2 separate regions of the Homo sapiens genome follow, and region 1 is linked to region 2. A link is a loop called in an ENCODE intact Hi-C map of the cell type or tissue named here. Cell type or tissue: PC-3. All regions are shown on one strand. Each heading gives the region's core, and the rest is flanking DNA. Links, peaks and the distances in the headings are about the cores only. Region 1 overlaps ROBO2 (roundabout guidance receptor 2). Region 2 has its middle 220 kb from the start of LINC02077.

Evidence for each region. Peaks named below come from ENCODE experiments on the same cell type or tissue, not always from the same donor. Only the 100,000 strongest peaks of a DNase experiment are listed, where the experiment ranks them.
Region 1: a loop joins it to region 2, with 2.4 times the contacts of the local background. A loop is called at or near these places in 3 of 110 quality-filtered maps.

What each region holds. Positions count from the first base shown.
Region 1 is chr3:77,344,050-77,353,230 of GRCh38, reverse strand. The region is part of intron 2 of ROBO2 (roundabout guidance receptor 2); the gene reads right to left. Among named protein-coding and RNA genes, the nearest start is that of ROBO2, 310 kb to the right of the region's middle. In PC-3, for the core only: CTCF peaks have their summits at 4,620 and 4,820 (motif pointing left); a DNase peak (open chromatin) is centred at 4,830.
Region 2 is chr3:77,820,878-77,830,058 of GRCh38, reverse strand. No RefSeq gene overlaps it. Among named protein-coding and RNA genes, the nearest start is that of LINC02077, 220 kb to the left of the region's middle. In PC-3, for the core only: a CTCF peak has its summit at 4,907; a DNase peak (open chromatin) is centred at 4,488; H3K27ac peaks cover 3,490 bases.

The DNA of each region.
Region 1 (9,181 bases), core at 608-8,607, 480 kb after region 2:
TATCATCTGGTTCAATGTACAGCTTTGAAAACTTCTTAGAGAGACTACAAAGTTACAATATTCATTTGAGCACCAGGTTCATAAAGGGGGTTGGTTGTAAGAGTAACATTTTTAAAAATAAATTTTTAAACTATGAAAAAGTTTAAGCCATTAAGAATTTATTCCTTCATCATAGAATTTAAAAGAACAATTCTAAAAATAATTCTGTGGATAAGTTGTAAACACTGAGATTCAATCAAACACAGGTAGCACATGACCAATAAGATTAATAAGTCTATTGAGACAAACTACTTTATTTAAAAGGATTATGTGATGGACCATGTGAAATGAGCTGTTTAAATCAAGAAATACTCGCCATCTGCATTTTCCTGAATGCTCTCTCTAGCCGTCTTGTCACAGAGAGAAGTAACTTCCCACATCTGGGGTCTACAGTGAACTAACAGAAGATCAACTCAATAGAAAGACTTCATTCCCACTGGTGACTTTTCAGTTGATGACTTTGATGTTGCTAAGGTTGAACACTCCGAAAAATAAGGTGAAGGCAAAAAACTAAGATGAAGACAATAATATGACCATTTTTTACAAAACAAAAGTTTTGAACTTTTTTGAGACTATTCATTCTGTGTCATAGTTTTCTTCTATTGGAAAAAAAAAATCATGTTCTAATTTCTTCATGGCTTACCAAATGAACAAGAAAAGCATGTCGTAGCCTTGCAATTCTCCCATCAGGATGTCATTGACTTTAGACTCTGGGAAAAAAAAATATCGCTGTTTTGTGTAAAAACTGATGTCTCTCTCTGGGCTGATGCTGCTGTGTATAGACACAGGATGTCAGACCACCTGCATGAGAATATCTTCCACGAAATAGAATGATGCACGAATTGTAAAGAAGCCCTTGTCATTACTCCTGGAGTCAAGAGTTTTGACAACACTTCTATAGTCACTCCTGCCTACATGTTCAAATCCTAGGCCTTTTTTTATTTTTATTTTTTTTTCAGAAAAAAAAAGAGAGAGCATAAATCATTCATTATGTGTTTCTGTAGTGGTTTGCACCGAGTTTAAAATAAGGTCCTCTAGAATGCTAGAGTAAAATGCTGATACCTGCGACTCTTTTTTTTTTTAATTTTATTATTATTATACTTTAAGTTCTAGGGTACATGTGCACAATGTGCAGGTTTGTTACATATGTATGCATGTTCCATGTTGATGTGCTGCACCCATTAACTCGTCATTTAGCATTAGGTATATCTCCTAATGCTCACCCTCCCCCCTGCCCCCACTCCACAACAGTCCCCAGAGTATGATGTTCCCCTTCCTGTGTCCATGTGTTCTCATTGTTCACTTCTCACCTATGAGTGAGAACATGAGGTGTTTGGTTTTTTGTCCTATCGCAAGGACAAAAAAACCTGCGACTCTTATTGTTGGAGACCCCAGATTATATTGTTGTGCTCTTTCCACTTAGAATGTTAATATAACAAGTGCTTCCTAATTCACTCTCAACAGCTTTAGGCTGATTAGAGAACCTGGTTAATTATGACAATGATCCTCCATTCTACTTGCTGATAAATGAGACCTTCTTGATGTCTAAGGAGGTACCTCCTTGTATTTCAACGTAGATGACTCTGCCACTTTGTTAAGGGAAAATATACCTGGTGACTGTAGTGAGGCACCTTACGATTCTCAACCAAGGAACCCTTTATCTCAGTTTTTTCCTTCATTTTTGCCGATCCCAGTTCCTGGGCTTGGAGCTACCCTTTCTCATTCTCATGATCAATATCTTCACCTGCCATCATAATTTGTTTCCTGCCCAACATAAAAGTCATGCCACTCATTGTCTATTCACCTTCAATGGCTCATTTTTCATTTCTGTGGTAACTGAGTGATATCTTGATGTTAAAGAGGAATTGTTAACTCTCAGACTTAAATTCAGGTGTTCTTATGCCATCACAATGCCAGTATGTTTTGATATGTTTATGTCGCTCTTTTTTTTCCCTAAAATTAATTATTTATTCGAGATCTGACTATAGTACAACAGAATTTTGAGGTTGTCACAATAAACTTCCCTAAGATTTATCTTCCAAGGTGAAATAATTTAAAAAGACAAGTCAGGAGTAAAACAAACAAATAGGAAGGAAGGAAGCTTTCTTGCTAGAAATAAAATATTTTCCCTGAGTGCTTTGTTAACTATTATTCAAGACTTTAAAAGGGAGAAACCACCAAAGCATAACTTATTGACACATATAGAAATGCATACATGCAAGCATTAAAAATAATTTGTGACCAGCTGTGCTTGATAAATCAGAAAGCCACCAAGTGTGTGTTTAGTTCTCTGGCTGGCTGATTTAGAAACCTAATTTGCTTCTGTTGAGAGACAACCAAAGACTGAGACTCCTCTTCTGGGCCTCTCTTGTGTCCAGTTCCGTGTAGCTGTTCCTCTGGGCTTCCTCTTGCAAGTGACCTTAACGACAAGTGCCCCTCCCATTGCCTCTTGATAAAAATCTAAGTTGCCAAAACAATGGCAGCTACTCTGCAAGAGGATTCCTTCCTTCTATGAAAACCCAGAATTATCCTTGACCCACTATTCCCTAAAATGCTGAATTTCACCTGACACCTTCTGTTAAGACTCTATACAAGAAAAAAAAGTCTGTCCTTCGTCTCTAATTTAGGAGCCTCCTTCAGAGCCTGCTTTTGTGCAGCACTTCGAGTACAGAATGATACTAGGAAGTTCTGGAGTGGTTGATTTTGTTTCACACTGAAATGTTAAGAGCATCTCCATATTCAGTGGAAGTGAGGGAGGTGCAGAAGAGACTCACATTCAATTAACCAAGTAAGGGAGATTGATACATAAAATCACAATTCAGTGTATATTTACTTCAAGACAGGGTCCCACATTGTCACCCAAGCTGGAGTGCAGAGACACTATCACGGCTCACTGCAGCCTCAACCTCCTGGGCTCAAGCAATCCTCCCACCTCAGCCTCCCAAAATTACCTGGGTTAATAGCTATGTTGCCCAGGCTGGTCTTGAACTCCTGGGCTCAAGCGATCCTCCTGCCTCAGTCTCCCAAAGTGCTGAGATTACAGGCATGAGCCACTGCACACGGCATATGTATATATATATATTATATATATATGAATGTGTGTGTGTACATATATATATTTTTTTTTAATGTACCAATCGCAGGGACGTACAGGTGTCAGTGAAATCAGGATGTCTTTTCTTCCAAAAGTAAGCTTTACAAAAGCCATACTGCAATCAGAAGGTCAACTAACTTTCAATAAGAAATAACTAACATCGGGACCAGACTGCTGGAAGTACATATTAGAAGGGATTTTTCTTCTATAGACAGGCAGAGCTGCATGGAAAATTAATTATTAATCATAAGGCTGTTTTGTGATCACGATTGCAATATAAAGTGGGGTGACAAAGAAAGGCCTCTCTGAAAAAAAGTGAGTTGGTCAGATGAATCCAATGTTTATTGTCATTAACTAACAGAGTCTGATGTATCTGTGAACCCAGGAAGTTCTGGAATTCTCATAATTCACTGGCTTAGACTCCAGCCCCTAGGATTCACGTGCCCAACTTTCGCTTTGGAGTATCCTCTTGAAGTGCCTCTATGTCTGCCTTTTCTTATTAAAATGTTCTTTCTTTGGAAATGTTAAACCATTTAATCAGTAATGGTCCCTTTGGCTTAAAAGCATTTCTAGCTCTTTAAGGTAAGTGACTCATTACACGTCGATTTCATAGTGTGACTCTCAGAAGGCAATCTTATTTCTTTATTTCCAGGTTCTTGAGGGATGCTGTACTGTAGCTCCCAAGAACAGACAACATTGTATTTTTAGCACCTATTGTAGTGGAATGGAAACCGGGTTAGGAGTCAAGAGAATTGAGTTTTGGTTTAATCTTTGATACTTAACTAGTTTTGTGACCCTGGGCAAGATGTATAATTGCCTTCATTTGGAAAATAAAGAAAATAATACCTGTACTATCTACCTCAAAATGTTATAGCCAGCACCAAAACATACCATCTATCAATGTACTTTCATGTTTTATTCTTTTTTTCTCAGTATTATTTATTGACCACCTATTATATTCAAGGCTCTCATCTAGCACTGGCAGTGAGAAAAAAGCAGACAAAAATACCTTCTCACACAGAATTTAGAGGCTAGGCTGATGTTAGGTAAGTGAGAAGAAGAAGCAAGGCAGGAAACAGGAATACAAAACCTCAGGTGCAGGCGGGGATTGCAATGTAAAGAAAGGCCTCTCCGAGAAGAAGCTTTTCGGGAGAAGAAGTGAAGAAAGTGAGAGAGCCAGACAAATGAATATCTGTTGGAAAAGATAATGAAGCAGAGCCAACAGGTGATGCATCTGTAAGAAAAAGCAAGGAAGATAATGAGGACTTAGCCCTGGGGAGAGACTAACAGGAGAGAGGTCAGAGCTGTGGTGGGCACTGATACCTGAAGGCAAGGGCAGGATTAGGGAGACTTGTTAGGAGGGGTTTGCCATAATTCAGGTGACAGATAGTGCTTGCTTGACTTTAGGCAGTGGCAAAGGAAATGAACGCAATCTGGACATATTCTGAAAATAGAACAAATAGCTTTGTCAGAGGCGTGTGAACAAGAGCAACTCCATCTTGAATAGGAGCTGGGCAAAATAAGGCTGAAACTTACCGGGCTGTATTCCCATACAGTTAGTCATTCTAAGTCACAGGATGAGATAGGAGGTCGACCCAAGGTCAGAAGGACCTTGCTGATAAAACAGCTTGTGGTAAAGAAGGCAGTCCCAACCCATCAAAACCAAGATGGTGATGAGAGTGACCTCTGGTGGTTCTCACTGTTATACTCGCACCAGCGCCATGAAAGTTTACAGATGCTGTGGCAACATCAGGAAGTTACCCTACATGGTCTAAAAAGGGGAGGATGAATAATCCACCCCTTGTTTAGCATATAATCAAGAAATAACCATAAAAATGGGCAACCAGCTGACCTTGGGGCTGCCCTGTCTGTGGAGTAGCCGTTCTTTAAAAGCCTTTACTTTCTTAATAAACTTGTTTTCACTTCACTGTATGGACTCTCCCTGAATTCGTTCTTGCTCAAGATCCAAGAACCCTCTCTTGGGATCTGGATCAGGACCCCTGTCTGGTAAAAGCTTTTCTCACCACAGGAAAGGGATTAGAGGAAAAAAAGGTGTATAAAATCAAAAATCCTGGGCTTAGTTGAGCAGAAAAGTGTGGGTGGAGCAGTTTTTAGGAAGAAAAGTAGAACTCTTAGGAGTAAAGCTAGAGACGGTAGTGAAATCCATGAGAAATGATGAGATCACCTAGAAAGTACTTTAAGATAGAAAATGAGGTCTAAAAACCCTGAGCTGGAGCACTCTAAAGAAAAGGATTTGGGCAAGAAGGTGAAATTAACACATACATGAGAGAAGGAGCTTCCAGGCAGACAGGAGAAAAACAATGCAAGGCTGATTGTTCTGGAAGCCTAGTGAAGAAAGTATATCAATGATGACAGTGTGACCATCTGTGTCAAATCCTAATTTGGGGTCTATTTAGATCAATACTCTAACAAGGCCATCATAATTAGTAATGTGAAAGTCACCGTGGGTCGTAAGGGCAGTTTGCATAGAATATTTGGGGGAAAAGGAGCTGAATTTTAGACGTGGCTTAAGAAAAAAATACAAATTATGAGCAGAAAATATAGATAGGGAGAGATAAGGGGAGATATGACACACTATAGATTCTTCTATTTTTTTCTGGCAGAAATAAACATTATAGTCCTATGCTGATGGGAATTATACGGTAAGAGGGAAGGAAAGAGGGAAAATTGCTACAAAAATGTTTTAAGAACATGGAAGCGCAAATTATGATGTCTGCTTATTTATTTATATATATTATAATATTTCAGGTCTGGAACGCGAGGTATTTAATTCGTATTGTTTTGGTTAGTAGTGGTATCTATTTTGCTTTATGAACCTTTGAATAAATCAAATATGAACCTTACAGCTTTATGGTGTACTTGCAATTAGCATGGTCTTTTTCTGGTTTTCTCCAGATCTTTCCATGATTCCTTGTGTCACTGAGAACTAAACTTAAATGGAACTTCTCCTGAGTGGGCTCTCTCAGGTTACATTACTCTAAATTTCTAATCAAACAACAACACTGTGGAAAGCAGAATTCCAAAGATATCGCTGGGAGATTTCTTTCCCACATTTACTCCCTCAGGTACTACTGTGAAGGGACTCTGCAGTTGGAATTAAGGTTACTTACCAGCTGACCTTAAAATAAGAAGATTTCCTTGAATTATACAGGTAGGCCCAATCTAATAACATGGGCCCTTAAGAAGAGAGAAACTTCTCTGCCAGAAGGGAGAAAGGACAAAGGAGAAAGGGATTAAGAGAGATTCGAAGATTGAAAAGGACTTGATCGTTTTGCCGGCTTTGAAAATGGAGGAAGTGGGTATCCGATGAGGAATGCAGGCAGCCACTAGAAGGTGAGAACTAACCCCAGCCCACAGCTACCAAGAAGATGGGAATCTCAGTCCTGCAACTGTAGAACACTGAATTCCTGCAACAACCTGGATGAGCTAAAAAGCAGATTCATCCGTAGAATTTCTAGAAAGGCCAACACCTTGATTCCGGGAATGTGAACCTACTGCAGAAAGGTAGCTGAGCCTAAACTTCTTACCTACAGAAATGTAAAATAATAAATGAGTGTGGTTTTAAGCCACTAAGTTTGTGACAGCAAGTTACACAGTGATAGTTTACTAAAACAAACCCTATTTCTCAAAATACTGCTAAGTATTATTTTAAAATAGTTGTAAGAGTAGAATGAGGAGTAATAAAACTGGACCCAGGGAGAAGGTTGATATGCCATTCTATTATTAGTACAACTGGAGGAATAATCATAGCTGTATTTATAATCACTACACTAATGAAGTTTAAATGTACATTTAGCTTAAAAAGCATGACTTACATTTGTTTTAAAAGGGATTACATTTTGATCTACAAATATTTAAAATATACTAAGCAATTCATTCTAAATACACTAAATGCAAGTTTGAGAGTTACAGAATCATTACTTGTTTAGTCATGTAAACTACTCCTAAATGATGGGGCCAAAATTGCCTAATGTTTGGTTGCAAGCAATATATCATGGGTAGTTCTGTTTTAGTAACACAGAGTATTATGTAGTTTGTACTAAAATTACTAAAATTAGCACAATAATAATGAAGCACATTAGTGTATGACGGCCAAAGAACCAACCAATATTATGTGTAATTTCTGGATGTACCATCTTAGCCGCCATACAACAGCATAATTAACATTTAACCTACATTAACAGGCAAATAATGTGGCTAACATTTTAATATCACAGAGCAAATTGACTGTTAATGGGTTTAAAAGATTATTACAGTAATAAATTGAAGAGTATACTGGAAAATAATCACCACTCATTATACTGGACAAAGTCTTGATAATTTATTCTAGGCATATATTTTCACCTTTTGATTTACAAAGTTATTTAATATCATTATTCCATTAAATACAGCTAATTTAAGTGCCTAATCAGAAGAAAGACATCATTATATAAGTGTGTACCCTACAAACTAAATATAGATACAGAGGTTTAAAGATAGTTGTGTGAGTTATGAGTTGAAAACAACAAATTAATGAGGGATTTATTTTGGGGAGGGGGCATCAATTCAGTGAGCATGATGTCAAGATTATTTGTTTAATACCAAATATACTGTTTCTCCCTGTGGCAGCTAGCCTTCAATATGTCCACCAATTATCTCCATCTCCTGGTATTCATGTCCTCATGTAGACCCCTCTCACCTTGAATGGGGCTGACATCTATGACCAATACAATCATGTGTGGTAAGGGTGTGTGATTTCCAAGTCTGCCATGTTTCTACCTTCTCTTGGATTGCTTCAGAAAAAGCCAGACACCATATTTTAAGGACATACAAGCAACCCTGTGGGGACACCCAGCAGGGAGGAGCTAAGGCCTCCTGCCACCAACCAACATCATCAACTAGTCAATTCTGAGTCAACCACCTTTGATGCAAATCCTTCACCTAGTCAAGCCAGTTTCGATAACTGTAGTTTTGGCTGACATCTTAACTCAAATCTCATAAGAGTTTTTACGGTTTTTTTTAAGGGTGTTTCCCAAGCTAAAACCACAAATTATTGACCCACATAAACTGTAAGGGCTAATACATGCTTATTGTTGTTTTGAGCCTCTAAGCTTTGGGGTAATTTGTCATGCTGAAGTAGATAAGGAATGCAATTCCCTTCAAGAATTATTTATCATAATGTTCTTTATATTAGTGTAATAAATAAGGAATATATCAAGAAGAAACAGTATGTTCATGGAGAAAACATTTGAGACCAAAAAAACTTTTAATATTATTATTTTCAAAGGTACATAAAATGAGAGAAAATTCTCACAGATTCCTAAGTACTCATCACCTATCTTTAACAACCATTCAATGTCTTACTGCTCTACCACTGCTGATCTTACTATTTTTTATCTTCTGTTTCAGTCCATTTGGGCTGCTATAACAAAAAAACACCCTATACTGGGTAGATTATAAACAACAGAAATTCATCTCTTATACCTTCTGGTGGCTGGGAAATCCAAATCAAGTCACTGGCAAATTTGGAGTATGGCAAGAGCCCACTGTCTGGCCCACAGATGGCATGTTTCTGCTGTGTCCTCACCTGGTAGAAGGGACTAGAGAGCTTTCTTGGGCCTCTTTTATAAGGACACTAATCCCATTCATGAGGGCTCTGCCCTCATGGCCTAATCACTTGCCAAAGGCTCTACCTCCTAACACCATCACCTTGGGGATTAGGATTTCAACACATGAATTTTGTGGGACACAAATGTTCAGTCCATTGCATCCTCCCACTTTTCCTCTTGCATATTTTAAAGTAAGGTTAATATGTCATATATTTTAAGAAAAAAATATTTTTGATATATGAAAGAAGCTGTTCTGTATACCTGGATCTTCACATGGCTGACTCTTTTTTGTCATTCCAATTTTACATCAAACATCTCCTTCTCACCATCTTCTCAGGAGGACCTCTCTGACCATAAAAGGAGGCTCACGGTAGCCCATCCTGCTATATCAAGGTCATGTTTATATTCTTCTTTGCATTTACAGTTCTTGATCACTTAT
Region 2 (9,181 bases), core at 602-8,601:
ACCATATTAGCCATGGGTATTAATTAGCTAGGAAGTACCCACCTACAATGCACTCTGCTTGGAGGTACAGTGTCTCAACCACCTGGTTCTTCATTCATTTAAACACATTTATTAAGTACCTTCATTTGCTAAGCTCTGTTTTTTTTTTATTACTATTAGTTTATATCTTTGGAATATCTATTGTTTAGATACAAGAAGGTTTTGTTGTTGTTGTTGTTGTTGTTTTAGATATTAGACGCAATAGTGAAATATTTCTGAGACTTACAGATGAAAATCTATCCATTATATCACAGTAGAGCTTTAACATAAAAGATATTGTATGGTAACGGTACTTTGTACATAATATTCAACTAATGGAAAATGTAAGGCTATTCTTTTTACTTTTCCGTAATTTAGGAGGAAATTTTCCACCCTCTCCCCCAAAATCAAACTTGGTGATATTCAAGAACACACACTTGAAGCAAAAAAAGTTAGAAAAAATAATCAAAATCAGAAGAGTTTTTCAAAAAGGAAAACTCCATAAACCTTAGAAATAATTTTCATGGAAGTTAAAATTAGAAGCATCACTAAAATAGAATATAATATATTTACATTGATGCATGATGTAGATTGCTGTTATCATGTGTAATAATTCAGTTTATTTTTTAAAATAATATATTTATAGACTTCCTTTCAAAAATTGTGTAACGTAGCTTGCAACCTCTGACTATCCTGTCAAGACAGCTCCCAAAGAGGTTCTAACTTCATTACTCTTTTGTCTCTCAATTTACTCCCGATGTCATTTGAGTTGATACTCATAATGATCCAACTCTTACAGCACAGTCTAAGAAACAAGAAGTAAGATATGAATGGTCCATTGGACAGTGCATTTTATATTTGCCTTAAATTCCAGCAGTATTAAAGAGACAGTGGTACAGACAAGTCATTGCTGTGGTCATCAGAGCTCTCTGAAGAAAGAAAAATCTAAGCACTTGAGGGATGTAATGAAGAAGGACACGGGACAGAGGAAAAAAAGAAAAGAGAAGGGAGAAGAGAAGAGAACACTGGCAAAGCTGGCATTCAGAATCATATAAACATAATTTTTTATTTCTCTTTACCTGAAATTGTCATTAGCTAACCTTGGTCCATAAAGAAAATTGAAATTTAGAGCTCTTCAAGATTCCTTACAAAATAACTCCTGACCTCTTTGTTGAACTATCACAACTTAAAGCAAGTGGTAGTGAGCCCTAGAGATCATCCTGCTGGAATGCCTCCTAGAAGATTCAAATATGTCTTTAATTGTAATTATGTCATAATTATCAATGACTAAAACCTTACTCAAATAATATTTTATTCTTGTTATTTTTAAACTGAGGAAATGAGATAGCATAAGCACTCACTTCAGTGTCAGTTAATAATTGGATCTAGTCAATGGTAACAGAGACTAGTATTACTAGCAGCTTTGGTGTACAGGTAGGACTCTCTCTTTCCCTCTGTCTCTCTCTCTCTGTCCTATCTCACACACACACACACACACACACACACACAGACACACACATGCAGACACACAATTTGAAAAGTTAGCCAGGCTCAGACTGGATGGGTGGATCCAGAAAGACATCTCAGTTACCCTCAGTTTCCATTCCCCAAATCACAAAGTGGCTGCTAATGCATCAGCCATCTTCCAGGGAAGAGTTAACCTGGTTGTTCTGCGTTGCTCAAACTGTGCACATCCCTATACTAAACCTGTCTTTATGATTGGACTGGCCCCATTGGCTTCTCCTGGAAATTGAGCTCCTTGTTCTAACTAATGACTGTTTCTGCTGGGGTTTTTTTGCCTTTAACTACACTGTACCAGTTTTTCTAGATAAACTGTACAAACCAAGTAATTTATGCTAAACACCTGCTTTTCTTTGGGGGATCTGGAGAGACTATGGAAGTCCTAGAGGCATTGAATGCGTACATGCTCAACCCCTAATGAAAACTCTGGACTCTTAGGTTCAGGCACAGGTGAGTTTCTCTGATAGAAAACACTTTACACATTTTTTTTTCTAGAGAAATTAAGCACATCTTGTGCAACTCCACCCAGAGAGAAATATTGGAACCTTGAGACTGGTTGTTTTCAGACTTAGTCCCACACACCTTTTCCTTTTGCTGATTTTGCATAGTATCATTTTGCTGTAATAAATCATAAGCATGAAAATATGAACTTCTAAATTCTGTGAGTCGTTCTAGCAAATCGAATAATCTGAGGGTGGTTTGGGGCCTGCCAACATACTACCATATTCACACTTTAAACAGTATAAAGGAAAATGCAGGGAGGGGGGTGAAATATTTACCTCGAATACCCACACAACATCTGTTTAAGTGTCAATTTGTTCCGCCTTTACCTTCATCTGTGCACAATGCACAGGGTTATATTGGTAAGAAAAGGAGAATAAATATTGGGTAGACAAACAACTGTCTTTTTTGCCCACCCAAAAAACAATATACACATTTTTTCCCACCTACATATAGAAGAAAGATAACCTTCCCTTAAAGGAAGCAATCACAAGGTCTCATACAGTTTCTGCTTAGAGCTCAAGGCCCAGGATCTCTGCATTACATGCAGGTAGGTGAATATCATGTCTAGGTGTGGCTTCTGGGACCTATAGACTCAATGCTTTCAGAGGAGAATAAGAAAAACATAGTAGTCAAATGTCACCTAATAGAAATCGCCTGAGGTCTGGCTCCAGCAGTGGAATATGTTCCTTCATTAGCCAGTCTGAGGGTCCCTGAGTGATTTCTTGGATAGGCAATCCCCTATTCATTTTCCTCAGAGGGCCTGGCTCTCAGGATCCAGGAGATCCTGGGAGAATTCTGCTTGCCTAAGATCTCTTGCCATATCTGAGATGAGCACTGAACAGTGTGACTTTCTTGGGGGCTGTCCTGTATGCATGGCTCACTTCTTACCATTGCAATTTCAAAGGCCCAGAGATTCCTTTGTAAATTTAAGTGTCATACCTCGTTGAGGCAAAGGATTGTGATTTCTTTGACAATATGGTTGCATGAAACATAGAAGTTTCTGGTATATTTGTTTTTAATCATTATGATAAGAGGCCGTGTGAATGGGTTATTTCTGTCAATGTTACTACATTTCTTCAGTTCCTTATGAAGCTGGTATATCAAGAAAAGAAAAAATATTTTCTATCCCTGCCCTTTAGAAGATTACAATCTGTGATGAGATAATACATCAAAAATAAATTACAGAGTCCTACCCAGAGCAATCAGGTAAGGGAAAAAAAAGGCATCCTAATAGAAAAAGAACTGAAACTATCTCTGTTTGCCGACAATATGATTTATACCTAGAAAACGCTAAAGGCTCCACCAAAAGGCTCTGTGAGCTGATAAAGAAGACTTCAGTAAAGTTTCAAATACAAAATCAATATACAAAATCTGTAGCATTTCTATTCACCAATAATGTTCAGGCTGTAAGCCAAATCAAAGAAACAATCCCACTTAAAATAACCAGGAAAAAAGTAAAATACATAGGAATACATCTAACCCAAGAGGTAAAAGATCTTTCCAAAGAGAACTGCAAAACACTACTGAAAGAAATAAGACATGACACAAACAAATGGAAAAACATTCCATGCTCATGGATTGGAAGAACCAATATTATTAAAATAGCCATACTGCCCAATGTAACCGACAGATTCGATGCTATTTCTGTCAAACTGCCAACATCATTTTTCAAAGAATTAAATAAAACTATTCTAAAATTCATATGGGGGAGTTTCAAGATAGGCAACCAGACACAGCTGGGAAGTGCCACTCCCACTTAGACAAACCAGGATTTCAACTAAACCAATGTAATTTGAACAGATCTTCAGAGAGAAAACACCAAACGTGGATGGAGATGCAGATGCTGAAGCTGAAGAGAGAGGAAGCTGGTAACTCTGTGTGAGGTGCCTGAACACTAGGGCTTGCTCCCAGCCCTGAACAGCCCCTGGGGAAAGAATGAGTGTAGGGACCAGGTAACTGACTCTTGATATAAACCTCTGGGATCTTAGCTACAGGGGATGCCACTCCCTCAAAAAACGTTTGAGCTTGAAGGAGGATCTCCCCAGAGATTACACGGAGATGGGCTTGAGTAGGCATGGAGCCAGGGACTTTTGTGCACAGGATAGCTCTGATGGAGCCTGGCCATAGACGCCCAACCTCCATGGCTGCCCATCTCCCTCTGAGAGGCTCTGGCCCTAGCTCACCACCAGAACAGGAGAAAGCAGGGCCAAATTACCCACAGGACTAGGGCACATCTGTCTTGCAGGCCTGCCTGCCAGCCCCTCCCAGTGCTCCTGGCTGGCTGCCTCACAGGTGTGTGTACACAGTGCAGCCTCTGCTGCCCAGCCTGGGTGTTTGGCTCCACCTCAGTGCATTCCAGCAGCCTGGAAGCCCCTCAGATCTCCCATGCACCTGGAACCCAACTCTGAGAGTTCAGAGGAGGAAGCCATGAGCAGATCCTGGTGCCCCAAGGCTGTGACTCATATCTCTGGAGTGCCAAACCAGGATCTGTTCCCAGCACTTGAGTGGAGAAACTCACATTCTCAGAAAACTGAGAGGAGTGAGTCACACAGGTTCATGGGCTGGTGTGGGAACTGGGCATGCCTCTCTCCACAGGGCTGTTCTGGTAAGCGTGTGGCCAATCTCTCCCAGCTGAACCACTGTCTGAGGGAGTCGCATGGCCTAAAACACCTAACAACAAAAACAACAAAACATGGGCACAATGTTAGTGATCAGAGGTAGCTCCCCCAAGGCCCAGGAGTGGAAGTAATGGAGGAGTCACCTCTCTCCACTTCACACCACAAAGCACAGCTGCAAAGATGAGGATACACAAAGGAGCCACATGGCTGAGTAAGAGCCTATTTACTGTCCATTGCTCTCAGGCATCATCTAGTGGATCACAGCCCAACCTATGGCATAAAAAAAAAATTGCTAATTCACTCTCCTGCAAAACCAAAAGCAAGAATGTAACAGCATGCAAAGAAACAATATTTCTTTGAAAACTTCCAGAATGAAACTAGCTGACTATACTCAGTTTGTGCCACAGTTAAAGGAAACAATCCCCCCCACCCCCTACAGAAGAGAAAAAATCAGCACAAGAACTCTGGCAATTCAAAATGCCAGAGTATCCCCTTACCTCAAAAATGAGCCCACTAGCTCCGCAGCAGTGGGTTCTTAGTCTGAAATTACTGAAATGGCAGACATGGAATTCAGAATCTGGATGGCAAGGAAGCTCAACAAGATCTAGAAGAAAGTTGAAACCCAATCCAAGGAAGGCAAGCAATCCAATAAAACAATTCAAGAGTTGAAAAACAAAATAGTCGTTTTAAGAAAGACCCAAACTAAACTTCTTGAGCTGAAATACTCACTACAAGAATTTCAGAATAAAATCAGAAGTATTAACAGCAGAATAGACCAATCCAAGGAAAGAATCTTAAAGCTCAAAGACCAACCAGAAGCTCAAATCAACTCAAGCAGACAAAGATAAATTTTTTTTACAAAATGAACAAAATCTCCAATAAATATGGGATTATATTAAGATACCAATTTTGTGACTCACTAGCATCCCTGAAAAAGAAGGAGAGAGAATAACTTGGAAAATATATTTTAGGATACAGTCCACCCAAAAAAAAATCTCCCTAATCTCATAGGAGAGATTGAGGGGTAAATTCAAGAAATATAGAGAACCCCTCCTAGATACTGTAGAAGATGACCATCCCCAAAACACATAGTCATCAGATTCACCGAGATCAATGCAAAGAAAAACTCTTAAAGGCAGCTAGAGAAGGATCAGGTGATGTACAAAGGGAACCTCATCAGACTGGCAGTGAACCTTTCAGCAGAAACTTTACAAGCCAGAAGACACTGGGGACCTATTTTCAGCATCCTTAAAGAAAAGAAATCCCAAAGAAGAATTTCATACCCTGCCAAACTAAGCTTCATAAGTGAAAGAGAAATAAAATCCTTCCAGGCAAGCAAATGTTAAGGGAATTTGTTTCCACTAGACCAGGCTTACTAGAGGTCCTCAAGGGACTGTTAAACATGGAATCAAAAGAAATTTGAAACCTGCTGCCACAAATACTCACGTAAGCACATAGTTCACAGACACTATTGAGAAACTACACAACCAAGTCTGCATAACAACCAGCTAAAAACATGATGACAGGATCAATATCTCATTTATTAAAACTAAGTTTGAATTTAAATGGACAAGTGGCTTCGTGTAAAAGACATAGAGTGGCAAGCTGGATAAAAGACAAGACCCAACTATCTGCTATCTTCAAAAGATCCATCTCACATGTAATGATCTCAGAGGCTCAAAGTAAATGTTGAAAAAAAAGATCTATCCTCTAAAAAAAAAAAAAACAAAAAGAGCAGGAGTCACTATTCTTACGTTAGATAAAACAGACTTTAAACCTCTAACAATTAAGAAAACAAAGAAGGGCATTACATAATGATAAAGGGTACAATCCAACAAGAAAACTTAACTATCCTAAATACACATGCACCCAACATTGGACTACGCAATTTCATAAAACAGCTTCTTCTTGATCTACAAAAAGACTTAGCCACACAATGATAGTGGAAGACTTCAGCACCCCACTGACAGCATTAAAGATTAGTGAGGCAGAAAACTAACAAAGAAACTCTGGACTTAAACATAACACCTGACCAGATGGATCTAGTAGACATTCACAGAACACTTCACACAACAACCAGAAAACATGCGTTCTGTCATATTTCGTGACAGAGACACAACCAAAAAAGAAAACTTCAGGCCAATATCTTTGATGAACATAGACAGAAAAATCCTCAACAAAATAGTATCAAACTGCATCCAGCAGCACGTCAAAGAGTTAATACAACGCAGTCGAGTAGGCTTTATTTCTGGGATGCACGGCTGGTTCAAAATACACAAATCAATAAATGTGATTCACCACTTAAGCAAAATTTAAAGCAAAAAACCTATGATAATATCAGTAGATGCACAAAAATATTTCTATAAAATCCAATATCCCTGCAAAATAGAAACTCACAACAGGCTAGGCATTGAATTAACATACCTAAAAATAATAGGAATAATCTACAACAAAACTACGGCCAACATCATACTGAATGGGCAAAAGCTGGAAGCATTCCCCTTGAAATTGGAAAAAGACAAGGATGCCCACTCTCACCACTCCTACTTAACATAGGACTGGAAGTCACAGCCAAAGCAATCAGGCGAAATAAAGAAATAATATGATTTTATACCTTGAAAACCCTGAAGACCCTGCCAAAAGGCTCCTAGAACTGACAAACGACTTTAATAAAGGAAATAAATCAATGTACAAAAATCAGTAGCATTTCTATACCAACAACATCAAGGCTGAGAGTGAAATCAAGAACATAATCCCACTTAGAGTAGCCAAAAGGAAAATGAAATACCTAGGAATATAGCTAATCAAAGAAGTGAAAGATTTCTCAAAGGAAGACTACAAAACACTGCTGAAACAAATCAGACATGACACAAAAAAGTGGAAAAACATTCCATGTTCATGGATTGAAAGAATCAATATTGTTAGAATGCCCATACTTCCCAAAGCAATTTACAAATTCAGTGCTACGCTTATCAGATTGCCAGTGTCATTCTTCACAGAATTAGGAAAAAACTATTCTAAAATTCATGTGAAACTGAAAAGAGCCTGAATAGCCAAAGCAATCCTAAGCAAAAAGAACAAAGCTGGAGGCATCACACTACCTAACTTTAAATTATACTATAAAGCTACAGGAACCAAAACAGCATGGTAATGGTACAAAAACAGACACATAGCCAATGGAACAGAATAGAAAACAGACACATAGCCAATGGAACAGAATAGAAAACTCAGGAATAAGGCTGCACACCTATGACCATCTGATCTTCAACAAGACCAAGAAAAACAAGCAATGGGAAGAGAACTCCCTATTCAATAAATGGTAACTGGCTAGCTATATGAAGAAGATCAAAGCTGGACCCCTACCTTTCACCATACTATATACAAAAATTAACTCAAAGTGGATGAAAGATTTAAATGTAAGACCTCAAACTATAAAACTCCTAGAAGACAACCTAGGAATTTTTCTGCTTGACATTGACTTTGACAAAAAAATTTTGGCTAAATCCCCAAAAGCAATTGCAATAAAAACAAAATATACAAGTGGGATCTAATTATACTAAAGTGTTTCTGCACAGCAAAAGAAACCATCATCAGAGTAAACAGCCTACAGAATGAAAGAAAATGTTCACAAGCTATGCATCTAAGGTTTAATAACTGGAATCTATACATAATTTAACCAATTCAAGAAGCTAAAATCAAATAACCTTATTAAAAACTGGGCAAAAGTCATAAAAAGACACTTTTCAAATGACATACAGGCAGCCAACAAACATTTGGGAAAATGATAAACATTACTAATCATCAGAGAATGCAAATCAAAACCACAATGATATACCATCTAACAGCAGTCAAAATGGATACTATTAAAAGATCAAAAAACAACAGATGCTGGTGAGGCTGAGGAGAAATCAGAACGCTGTTGGTAAGAATGTAAATATGCTGTTGGTAAGAATGTAAATTAGTCCAGTCACTGTGGAGAGCAGTCTGGAGACTTCTCAACTTAAAACATGACTGCCATTCAACCCAGAATTTAATTACTGTGTATATATCCCAAAGAAAATAAATCATTTGACCAAAAAGATACATGCACTTGTATGTTCATTGAAGCACTATTCACAATAGCAAAGACCTGGAATCAACCAAAATGCTACCAGCGGTGGAATGGATAAAGAAAATGTGGTATATATCCACCATGGAATATTGTACGGTCATAAAAATAATGAAATAATGTCCTCTGCAGCAATATAATGTGACTGGAGGCAATTATCCTAAGTAAATTAACACAGGAACAGAAAACCAAATGCCACATGTTCTCTCTTTTAAGTGGGAGCTAAGCATTGGGTACACATGGACATAAAGATGGTAATAATAGACACTGGGACTACTAGAGTCGGGGGAGAGGGAAGGAGATACGTGTTGAAAAGCTAACTGTTAGGTACTATGCTCACTACCTGGGTAAGGGAATCAGTGTATCCCAAACCTCAGCATCATGTAATATACCCCTGTAACAAATCTGCACT